Regions from separate parts of the Homo sapiens genome. Here regions 1, 2 and 4 are each linked to region 3. A link is a contact called in ENCODE Hi-C or POLR2A ChIA-PET data. All regions are on one chromosome and are shown on one strand. The core of a region is the stretch at or near the end of the contact, and the rest is flanking DNA. Distances in the headings are between cores, read along the strand shown. Region 1 has its middle 8.1 kb from the start of CLDN9. Region 2 holds the start of DNASE1 (deoxyribonuclease 1). Region 3 holds the start of ZNF263 (zinc finger protein 263). Region 4 holds the start of TRAP1 (TNF receptor associated protein 1).

Region 1 (2,700 bases), core at 46-2,545, 280 kb after region 3:
TCCTCTCAGGGCCCAGCCCGGGTGGGGGTGGGGGAAGCTCTCCTGTCCCATGGGGATGACTTCACAGCCCTTGCATGTGACCCTTGGGTCCAGTATCGATCCCCACCACTGCTTCCCTGGTGCGCACAGCCAGCCCGACCCCTGGATCTGTTTCAGTTGAAAATTTGACTTCTGAAGACTTTTCAAAGGCCGGGCGCAGTGGCTTATGCCTGTAATCCCAGCAGTTTGGGAGACGGGCGGATCACCTGAGGTCTGGAGTTTGAGACCAGCCTGACCAAAATGGAGAAACCCCGTCTCTACTAAAAATAGAAAATTAGCTGGGCGTGGTGGCGCATGCCTGTAAACTCAGCTACTCAGGAGGCTGAGGCAGGAGAATCGCTTGAACCCAGGAGGCGGAGGCTGTGGTGAGCCGAGATTATGCCATTGCACTCCAGCCTGGGCAACAAGAACGAAACTCCGTCTCAAAAAAAAAAAAAAAAAAAAAAAGACTTTTGCGGCAGGATCAGAATTTTCAAGAGCCATACACTGAGGATGGCCTTAGCCATGGCATCCAGACCCTTTATTTATAAGAGAAATGAAATATTTGGATATAGTTAAAGCACTTTAAACTTTTTTTTTTTTTTTTGAGACGGAGTTTAGCTCTTGTTGCCTAGGCTGGAGTGCAATGGCACCATCTCGGCTCACCCCAACCTCCGCCTCCCGGGTTCAAGCGATTCTCCTGCCTCAGCCTCCCGAGTAGCTGGGATTACAGGCATGTGCCACCACGCCCGGCTAATTTTGTATTTTTAGTAGAGACAGGGTTTCTCCATGTTGGTCAGGCTGGTCTCAAACTCCTGACCTCAGGTGATCCGCCAGCCTCAGCCTCCCAAAGTGCTGGGATTATAGGCGGGAGCCACCGCGCCCGGCCCAGCACTTTAAACTTTTGTTTTCATACCCTTGATCCCCATTTCCTTGGACACGTGCTGTGGGCCCCGCCCGCTGCCCTGATCACTAGCCAGGTTATCAGCCCAGGGGACGGGTTACATTCTCAAATAACCTAGCAAGAGGCCTGCTGGAGGGCAGCAGGGGAAAATGGAAGACCCGAATCTTTAGACAAGTCTATTTTCAGACTCGCTCCTTTCTCTACCAAACCTGAGCTGCTTCCGATTCTCCTTCTCTCTTCCCCAAACTGGGCTCTAACCCCCGTCCTCTGAATCCATGCCCGGGGAAGGTGGCTACGGGCACTGGCCCTGTCGGGGGCTGCCTACTCACCCGCCGCGGGAGGGGCCAGGTCAGCAGGGCGGCGACAGGAAGAAATGCGGGGACAGGGGCACGGGCGGTGGCAGGGGAAAGGCGGACAGCAGCCATGGGTCGCGGGTCTCGGGGGCCGTCAGCAGGCTGAAGGGAGAGGGTCGCGCGGGCAGCGGCGGAAGCGGATGCGGCGGCGGCTCGGAGACCAGGGGCGGGCGGACGAGCGCGCCCACGGGCCCAGGGGCTGAGGCGACGGCGGACACGGGCAGCGGAAGCAGCGGTAGGAGCGCGGGCGGAGCGCGCGGGCGCGGGCAGGCGCGGCAGGTCCTGCAGTGCGAGCACGGCGGCGGAGAGCGCGGGTGAGCAGGCTTCGGGCGGCAGCTCGGGCAGTGCCAGATGCGCGCCGGGGCCCCAGGGCGCCAGCGGCTCGGGCCGCAGCGGGAGCGCGGGCAGCGGTGGCAGCTCGGCCAGGGCGAGAGCGGAGGGCGTCGGCGGCCCGGGGCTCAGGCCGGGCGGCAGGCCGGGCAACGGCGGGTGCGGCAGGGACGGCGGGGGCAGCGGGGTGGGCGGCAGCGTCGAGCGGGCCCGGCCCAATCGCGAGTGGGCGCGGGCGCGGGCGAGCCGCGGGTGCGAGCTGGAGCGGGGCAGCCGCGCCGCCAGCTTGGCTGCGGCCGCCACCCCGGTTGCGGCCGCCAGCCCAGGGCCCCAGAGCGCGCCGCCAGCCGTGACCTGGTACCTCGGGAGGTGGCCAAGCGCCGCACTCCGAGCGGCCCAGCCAATCGCAGATGCTCGCCGCCGCACCCCAACCAATCACGGGCCAGTGCGCTCGCGGTCTACGGGTCCCACCCGGCAGCTGTCAAGGGCTACCCTTGGCAGCCAATCAGAGATATGAGCGCGCTCCGCCAAGTTCTTCTTCCCGCCCTCTCCTGGTCCCAGCCAATCGCTGTGTCCCAGGTGCCGCAGCTGCTCCCCGCCCTCAGCTAGCCTGGCTATCAGGCGCTGCACACGCGCAGTGGGCGCCCCCACCTGGCTTGAGGATCTGCGGATTCGCTGCGACACCGAGGCGCGGCGCCTCACCAATTTTTTTTTTGTTTGTTTTTTAGGTGGCTTTTTTGGGGACTGAGCCCCTCACTCTGGCGCCCAGGCTACATTGCAGTGGCGCGGTCTTGGCTCAGTGAAGCCTCGACCTGCCGGACTAAAGCAGTTCTCCCGCCTCAGCCTCCCCAAGTAGCCGGGACTACAGGTGCACGCCACCACACCCGGCTAATTATTATGGTCTTTAAATTTAAAAAAAAAATTTTTTTTAGACGGAGTCTCGCTCTATCCCCCAGGCTGGAGTGCATTGGCGCAGTCTCAGCTGCAACCTCCGCCTCCTGGTTCAAACGAGTCTCCTGCCTCAGCCTCCTGAGCAGATGGGATTACGGGCGCCCGCCACCATGCCCGGCTAATTTTTGTGTTTTTAGTAGAGAC
Region 2 (2,700 bases), core at 78-2,577, 370 kb before region 3:
CCACCCTTGGGGCCCAAGTGAAGTGAGGCTGTGCCGTGGACGAGATGTCACCTTCCTATGACCCTGCCACTGTCACCCACTGATTGAGGTTGTCCAGCAGCTTCCCCACGGCAGTCAGGTGGCTGTCTCTGACCTCCTGGACCAGGGCGATGTCATAGCGGCTCAGGATCTGGGGGCAGGGCCACAGTGGTGCTGAGCAGGGCTGGTGCCACCCAGGGACCCTACAGCGCCACAAAGGGAGCCACAGCTGATGCTCGTGGCATTGCTCGGTTTAACCGCAGCCTCATGTTTCTGCCTGGGCTCCTGCTGCCAGCCAGGGACAGCACAGCAGGGATGAGGACCTTGGTCCACAGCCAAGAGCCTGTTCCACCGTGCTGGGAGCAGTGGTGCTCAGTACCCCACACCCGACACCCTGTGGCTCCATAGGGCTGGCCCTGCCCACCAGCCCTAGACTCCAGAGCTCCTCTGCTTTTGGGGGGAGGCTGCCCTGGCCTCACCTGCACAATGTAGCTGACGAGGGTGGCATTGGACATCTTGGTCTCCCCAAATGTCTGGATGTTGAAGGCTGCGATCTTCAGGGACACGGCCCCCTGCAGTAGGGCCGCCAGTGCCAGCAGCGCCCCCAGCAGCTTCATGCCCCTCATCCTGGGAGAGCACAGGGCACAGAGACATAACAGAAGTGAGACGTCATCCCTGCCACAGCACTCCAGCCTTCTGGAGCCCAGCTGGCAGGGGCTGGTGGAGCTCAAGGTCAGGGGGACGCAGGCGGGGGAAACCCTTTCCTACAACGTCCAGAAAGCCAAACAGCTGGCACCACGTAGAGGACCCCGAGTCACTCCTCCATCCACCAGAAAACCCGCCCGGGAGGGACGCTGGAGCCTCCGCCTCACTCGCTGCTGGAGGATGAGACTCTAAGCCTCCCTCCCTGCTCCAAACCGGCCAGTCACCCAGAGGCACTCCACCTGGTGCTCACCTGAGATGATGGTGATGTCCTCAGAGATGACGAGAATGCTGTCAAGAATCTGGAATATCCTTTGATGACAATTTTCTCCTTTTGCTGCTTAAAGAAAAAAAAGTAGTCTATGAAGAAAGGTCTCTGAAGAAGCACTTCAAGGCCCTGGCAGTGCTGCTGGGCTCCGGATCCTGCACAGGCAGTGCGTGTCTGGGAGTTTTAAAAGTTCAGGCAGCTGTGACCTTCCCTGGGGCAAATGTGAGCCGTCACCTGAGAGTGCAGAAAACAATGGCTCTGTGTGGCTTTCCGCATAGGTGGGTTGCTAGCACGTGTTTCTTTCTGTAAGCACAGGTTTCTTGCTGCTGTAAAAACTGCACCTGATAATCACGTTTGCACTTAGTTTTAAAATGTCTGATAACAAGGCCAAAGGTTCCTATCCCGTGTCCCTTGCACGTGTGGTGGCCCCCATCTTCCAGGATAGGGCAGGGATGGGCCAGGTATGTGCGGGAGGGTGGGGCTGGGCTCCAGTCTCCCTGTCTCTTGTCTGGGGGCCCCAAGGTCACTTTGGACAAAGAGGCCAAAGCCACATCCAAAGTTGCAAATGGAGCCCCCTGGTGGCTGACAGCCATGACTGCTCTGTGGCCCAGGACACGCCTGCCTTCCTGATTCATCGCCATCAGGTGCAGGCAACTCTGCAGGAGGCTGGGGAGCTCGGAACAAGCAGTGGTGGGGGCCTGCAGCACCAGCGCCGTGGGGCCAGGACAGGTGGGGCCTGCAAAGCCCACCCCAATTGCCAGCCAAGCAGTGGGGAGCCTTCTTGAGGTAGACAATAGGCTGTGTGTTTAGGCCCAGGGGATCCCGAGTGACCAGGTCACAAGGGCAGGGCAGCAGCTAAAGGCCAGGCCTCAGGTCCAGTAATTTCTTGGTTCTTTTGTTTTGGGTTTTTATTGTTTTTGAGACAGGGTCTCACACTGTGTTGCCAAGGCTGGAGTGCAGTGGCACAATCATGGCTCATTATAGCCTCAACCGCCAGGGCTCAGATAATCCTCCCTCCTCAGCCTCCTGAGTAGCTAAGACTATGGGTACGGCACCATGCCTGGCTAATTTTTAAATTTTTTTGGTAGAGATGGGGTCTTGCTCTTTTGTCCAGACTGGTCTTGAACTCCTGGCTTCAGGCAATCCTCCGGCGTAGCCAGGACCACAGGTGCATGCTACCATGCTCAGTTTTTTTTTTTTTTTTTTTTTTTTTTTTTTTTTTTGAGGCGGAATCTTGCTCTGCTGCCCAGCCTGGAGTGCAGTAATACTATCTCGGCTCACTGCAACCTCTGCTTCCTGGGTTCAAGCAATTCTTCTGCCTCAGCCTCCCGAGTAGCTGGGATTACAGGCACGCACCACCACACCCGGCTAATTTTTGTATTTTTAGTAGAGACAGGGTTTCACCATGTTGGTCACACTGGTCTCAAACTCGTGACCTTGTGATCCGCCTGCCTCGGCCTCCCAAAGTGCTGGGATTACAGGCGTGAGCCATCGCACCCAGCCTATTTTTTAAGTTTCTCACAGACACAAGGTCTCCAAGTCCTGAGCCCAAGCAATCTTCCCGCAAATGCTGGGATTACAAGTGTGAGCCACCGCACCCCGCCACTCATTTCTTGGAATCTTTGACTTTCCATTCGTATTCATTTCCTGAGACTGGTGAAACTACCACAAGTTTGGTTGCTTAAAATAACAGAAATGGATCCTCTCAAAAT
Region 3 (2,700 bases), core at 28-2,527:
AGGCTAAATTGGGGTAGCCCTGGGGACCAATGACCTCAGGGCCTCGGTGCCAAATTATCTTTCAAAGTTCACAATTAACGGAGGCCCAGCTTTGCAGAGAAGACCAGACCGTGGACCCTAACATAACAACAGGTAACAAGTACTAAGCACTCATAAGCTAGTAGTGTTCACAACTTTACATGCTGCTCTCCCTCTAAGCCCTAGAAAGTATGTTAATATCCTCATTTTACGAATAGGAAAACAGGCCGAAAGAGATCAAGTAACTTGCCAAAGTAACAAAGCTAGTACTAGCAGATTGAGGATTTGAACGCTGGCGATCTAACTCCATGGCTAACACTAACTGTTGCAGGGACACCGCCTCCGCGTGGAAACAGGGCACTCTTCACTGCTTTCGTTCATTTGGGGGAAAATCTGGAGGATGAGTGTTCCAGGTTAAATCACAAGTCCTCTTCCCCACGTAAGGTCTACTCAGGGCAATTTACTTGAATTCGACCGGGGGCGCAATGTCCCAGTGCTCAGGGCTAAACAAACCACAGATAAAACAGCTCTCTCTCTCTCTCACCTGTTGTCTCAGTCTCCCAAGCTCTCTCTGCATATCCTCCACAAGGGTCACCGCTTCTTCGCCGCTCTCCGGATGCAGCTCCTGCACCCTGCTCTGGATCTCCTGGGGCAGGATGGTCAGGAACTGCTCTAACACCAGCAGCTCCAAGATCTGCTCCTTCGTGCGCATCTCAGGCCGAAGCCACCCATGGCAAAGCTCTTGGAGCCGGCTGAGGGCTTCCCGGGGACCAGCTGCCTCTTGGAAGCGGAACCGTCTGAAGCGCAAGTGGGAGGCCTCGGGGCTCGGTCCTGGGTCAGGTGGGGGCAGCTCCTGGCTCCAGGCGCAGTCCTCCTCCAGCTTCACTATCAGGAGCCCTTCCCGTTCCTGGGAGCCCGGGCCCGACGCCATCGTCAGGTCTCCAGAGCGCCTTAGCCCGAAACCAGCCGTGCCCGCCTACGAAGGCGCCCTGAACCCATGTAAGGTTGGACGGCGCCAGCAGGAGCCCGGGGCCGGGGGCTCCCAGTCCAGGCCGAGGAGCCCCGCTCCAGCCCAGGCGCGGCCGGCTCCGGCGCCTAGGCCTCAGTCGGTCCCAGGCGCCGCCACGCCGGCCCCGTGGCCCATCTGCGCCAGGACTTCCCCGAGGCAGGAACCGAGCGCCACGCTTCTCACCCTATATAGAGGACCCACGCAAGACTCAGACCTCTGCTCCCACGCCGGAAATCTCAGCGCGCAAGTTAGGCGTCCACAAGCCCACGGCGCCTGCTCGTGACCAATTTCCGGGTCACGTTTTGCGAACTCCAGCGCCCATTAGGTCAGGTTTCTCCACACACTCACCGCCTACCAATGAGAAGGGAAGATTGGCCTACGGGGACTGGATGAGCGAGGGACCAATTGGAGACGAGAGGCGGGGCCACGGGGCGCGCCCTGAAATTCTGGGAGTGACTGGGGGCAGGGCAGCTGGATCCAAGCGAAGAAAACAAGCCTGAGGTCGTTGTGACTGGCGGGCAACCTGGGTTAGAATTACTCCGGAGCGCTTGGGAAAACGCAGATCCCAGGGCCACGCGCTCTCCAGTGCGTCAGTGTCGGGGTGAGACCCGGAAATCTGAATTGTTAATCAGCTTCCCCGGATGAATCCTTTCCCAAGCCAGGCCCCACCCGCTTCGGCTACTCTGGGCTGGCTGAAGATGGTCCCATTGGCCCCTGCGGCCTCGTCGGCTCCGGAAGCCAGGGGCTCCTCGGCATGTCGGGGAGGCCAGGGAGCTAGCCGCCCGCCCAGTCAGTGGCGCCGCGTGGCCTGCTGCGCGGGGCCTGCTGGGAGATGCAGTCCGCGGCGCGGCCTCGCGACTGCGCGTGCGCCCTGGGCGAGCGCCCAAGAGCCCGGCGGTTCTGAAACCCCGAGTCCCGCGGAGAACCCTGCTGGGCTTTGGGCTCGCTTCTGCGGCTGGACGTCCCAGAGGAGCGCTCGGGTCTGGGTTCGCGGCACCTGCTTCCGATTTTAGACCGAATTTTAAATCTGCCCGAGATGTGCAGCGCCTGCAGTTCATTCTCCAAGTTTCAGTCTCTTACCCAGCCCTGCAAGGGCGGGATCTGCCTCCAGCTCCGCCGTGGACTGTGATAGTTGGGGGCGAGTGGCAGGAGGGCCGCAGGGCCGATTCCCTATTGGGCGCGGTTGTGGGCTTTGTGTCGGTGAGCGGGGCTGCCCAGTTGTGAGGCGGCCCAGGTCCTCCGGGCCATGAGATCCGCAAATGGAAGCGTCCTGGGATAGAATGTGACAATCAGTTACCGTGTATTGAGCGTTTATATGCAGATCGATCCTGAAAACACGTTAGTATGAAGCAGATGCTATTAGCAGCCCCTTCCTACAGGTGGTGGCACTGAAGTCATTTACTTGGGTCACACAGCTAGTCTGTCGTCAAAGGTGAGGCTACCATGATAGTAGAGGGTAATATGGGATTAAAGGGGTTTGTGATGACTAAGTGAAAAGAGTACTGATATTTTAGTTTTTTTCTTTTTTTTTTTTTTCCGAGACGGAGTTTCGCTCTTGTTGCCCAGGCTGGAGTGCAATGGCGCAGTCTCGGCTCACTGAAACCTCCCCCTCCCGGGTTCAAGCGATTCTCCTGCCTCAGCCTCCTGAGTAGCCGGGATTACAAGCGCCCACC
Region 4 (2,700 bases), core at 175-2,674, 430 kb before region 3:
TCCCTTGTAGCTGGGATTACAGGCCTCCGCCACCACATCCGGTACAGGTATGTTTGGTACAGACAGGGTCTCACCATGTTGCCCACGCTGCTCTCCAACTCCTGACCTCAAGCAATTCGCCCACCTCGGCATCCCAAAGTGTTGGGATTACAGGTGTGAGTCACCGTGCTCGTGCCCACAACCCCTTATCTTCACCCAGACACTCTTTTTATTGATTCCAGGTCTGTATAACTCAACTCTTTTTTTTCTTTTTTTTGTTTTCTTTTTTTTTTTTTTTTGAGACGGAGTCACAGCTCTGTCGCCCAGGCTGCAGTGCAAGTGGCACGATCTCGGCTCACTGCAACCGCAGCCTCCCGGGTTCACGCTATTCTTCCGCCTCAGCCTCCCCAGGAGCTGGGACTACAGGCACGTGCCACCTTGCCCAGCTAATTTTTTGTATCTTAGTAGAGATGATGGGTTTTCACCATGTTGGCCAGGCTGGTCTCGGACTCCTGACCGCAGGCAGTCCGCCCACCTCAGCCTCCCAAAGTGCTAGGATTACAGGCGTGAGCCACCGCGCCCAACCAGAACTCAACTCTTTTAACCAATTGCCAATCAGAAAGTATCTGAATCCACCTATGACCTCTAAGTATTTCACCCTTTGAGTTGTCCTGCCTTTCCACACGGAACCAACCTATGTCTTACATGCATTGACTGATGTCTTATGTCTCTCTAAAATGTATAAAACCAAGCAAGCTGTAACCCAAGCACCTTGGGCCAAGTTCTCAGGACCTTTTGAGACTGTGCCTCCCTCCATGCACACTCATATTTGGCTCAGAATAACCTTCTAAATACTTTAGAGTTTGACTCTTCTCGACAAGGACAAGAGAAGTGGAATAAACGAATAACCGCAGTTTTCCTGGTGGTATTGGTCACTGGGTTCAGGTTTTGGAGTAGTAGCCAGTCAAGCCTGGAATCCCCTTCCTCATTCGCTTTAGCTTTTTGTCCAGTCTTGGTTTGCAAGAGACTTGCAGCGGCCTAGACGGATGGCCGGGATTCACAAAGGTCGCAGACACGGGAACTGCTTCTTCCCCAGCGTCGCCTCCACACCCTCGCGTGGATACTGACATCCGCCCCATTCCAGGAATGCGCACAGCTAGGCGCAGCCGGCCAGCGTGGGCCGGGGGCGGCGGGGCCACCTCCCCCACCTCCGCGCGCAAGGCCCGTCGCCCTTGACAACGCGATCCAAGGTCACGGAGGTCCCACCCCCAGGCCCGACCGTCCACGAGACGGGTAGTACCCCGCCACGCGCCCGAGCAGGCAGCTGCCCGGACAGCCCGGCGCCCGCCGTGACGTCACCGCCCCGCGCCCGAGGAAGCCCCGCCCCGCGCAGCCCCGTCCCGCCCCTTCCCATCGTGTACGGTCCCGCGTGGCTGCGCGCGGCGCTCTGGGAGTACGACATGGCGCGCGAGCTGCGGGCGCTGCTGCTGTGGGGCCGCCGCCTGCGGCCTTTGCTGCGGGCGCCGGCGCTGGCGGCCGTGCCGGGAGGTGAGGGCGTCCTGGCTGGACGGGCAGCGGGCGGGCCGGGCCACGGAGACGGCAGGGACGTCCCTGTGCTCCGGGGAGCGAGGCGCCGGCACCTGCTTCACAGGCGTGGGAGGTCCGGCGAGGCCAAGCGCGGCAGACGCGTTTACTTTCGCTCCGCTCCTCGCCAGCTCCAGCTTGGCTGCCTTTTCCTCGGCTGGACTCCCCTCGCCACCCGCCCATGGGAGCCCTGAAGGAGGCTGGGTCTTGGGGGGTCGCGGGGTCGGGCGGAGCGGCTGCGGGGTCGTCCCTCCTGGAGCTTCGGTCCAGTCAGGTAGCGCACGTGCAGGTGGAGCCGCTGCGGAGCGCGGAGTCTTTGCGGGTGCATGTTGCGGGGAATGGACTCACTCGGGGTGATCGTGCTAGTTCCATGGATCGTGCTTTACCCCTCCCCGCCTCCCAGTAGCGCACTGAGGGTTCATTTGTTAATTCGTTCATTGGACGCACATGTGAGCGCCCGCTCAGTGCCCGGCGCCGTGCAGGTTCTGGGGACGCCACAGTGAACAAAACCTATAGCAGTCATCCGGGTCCCCAGAGCAGGTGGACTCGATGTCGTTGACGCAGCTGTGTCCTCGGGGCCTGGAATTGATGGATGCGCCAATAAATGTTTGTAAAACAGAGAGAACGACCCTAACCTCTGCTTTCCCAGTCCCCACTCGGAGGTAACAACAGTGAAAGTTTCGGCATTGCTTCGGGGCTGTACACAGTGTTATACGTGTAAATATAAATGTCTGCGTATAAGTATTTTTTATTCTAAAAAGCCTAAACCATGTATGCATTGTGCTACGTTGTACTTCAGAAAATTTTAACGCTCCCAGCATTCTTTCCACATCTTTTCATGTCAGTGTATACAGGTCCATGTGCCTTCCAGTGACCACACAGTATTCTGTATGATGGACGTGTCATTTGTTTAAACATTGTCCTATTAGTGGACGCAATAAAGGTTATTTCAGGTTTTACTTTTTATTACAATGCTGCATAGAATGGGTGAGTACTTAAATATTTGTTCACGTGCGGTATTTCTTTAGCCTTACATAATTAGAATTTTAGAATTGATATTTCAGAGCCTATGCATTTTTGAAATGTTAGCAGATACTGCCAAATTGTCCAAAAAGGCCTTATCAATTTATATCCCCT

What was found. Hi-C counts contacts between places; a loop is a spot of excess contacts on that map. ChIA-PET counts read pairs that join two places held with the same protein, here RNA polymerase II (POLR2A). Pooled maps may share reads with other maps.
Region 1: a loop to region 3 is called in a pooled map, with 9 times the contacts of the local background. The contact joins the enhancer-like site here to the promoter of ZNF263 in region 3. A Hi-C loop is called at or near these places in 5 of 50 pooled maps. POLR2A ChIA-PET finds 5 or more read pairs at or near these places in 2 of 52 experiments (Caco-2 and activated T-cell).
Region 2: a pooled map shows a loop between it and region 3 (3-fold over the local background). The contact joins the promoter of DNASE1 here to the promoter of ZNF263 in region 3. A Hi-C loop is called at or near these places in 1 of 50 pooled maps. POLR2A ChIA-PET finds 5 or more read pairs at or near these places in 3 of 52 experiments (GM12878, H1 and PC-9).
Region 4: a map with no recorded cell type shows a loop between it and region 3 (15-fold over the local background). The contact joins the promoter of TRAP1 here to the promoter of ZNF263 in region 3. A Hi-C loop is called at or near these places in 3 of 37 single-sample maps with no recorded cell type and 6 of 50 pooled maps. POLR2A ChIA-PET finds 5 or more read pairs at or near these places in 2 of 52 experiments (CD4-positive, alpha-beta T cell and CD8-positive, alpha-beta memory T cell).

What each region holds. Positions count from the first base shown.
Region 1 is chr16:3,003,431-3,006,130 of GRCh38, reverse strand. No RefSeq gene overlaps it. Among named protein-coding and RNA genes, the nearest start is that of CLDN9, 8.1 kb to the left of the region's middle. RefSeq lists enhancers at 1-163, 1,969-2,263, 1,410-2,368 and silencers at 1,825-1,914, 1,925-2,024, 1,969-2,263, 2,011-2,304. Within about 2 kb of position 1,295, at least 13 of the 41 ENCODE cell types and tissues checked have a DNase peak (open chromatin) inside an H3K27ac peak, as active enhancers do.
Region 2 is chr16:3,653,318-3,656,017 of GRCh38, reverse strand. DNASE1 (deoxyribonuclease 1) reads right to left here and starts at 1,327. Exons shown (of 9, transcript NM_005223.4): 1 at 974-1,327; 2 at 498-645; 3 at 81-169. The coding sequence starts at 644. It overlaps LOC124903631 (a long non-coding RNA gene), which reads left to right. Exons shown (of 2, transcript XR_007064954.1): 2 at 1-2,700. RefSeq lists enhancers at 95-622, 623-1,150.
Region 3 is chr16:3,282,068-3,284,767 of GRCh38, reverse strand. ZNF263 (zinc finger protein 263) reads right to left here and starts at 1,277. Exons shown (of 6, transcript NM_005741.5): 1 at 563-1,277. The coding sequence starts at 949. RefSeq lists enhancers at 285-788, 1,499-1,688, 1,799-2,304 and a silencer at 969-1,128.
Region 4 is chr16:3,716,248-3,718,947 of GRCh38, reverse strand. It overlaps TRAP1 (TNF receptor associated protein 1), which reads left to right and starts at 1,424. Exons shown (of 18, transcript NM_016292.3): 1 at 1,424-1,527. The coding sequence starts at 1,440. RefSeq lists silencers at 1,074-1,683, 1,704-1,823.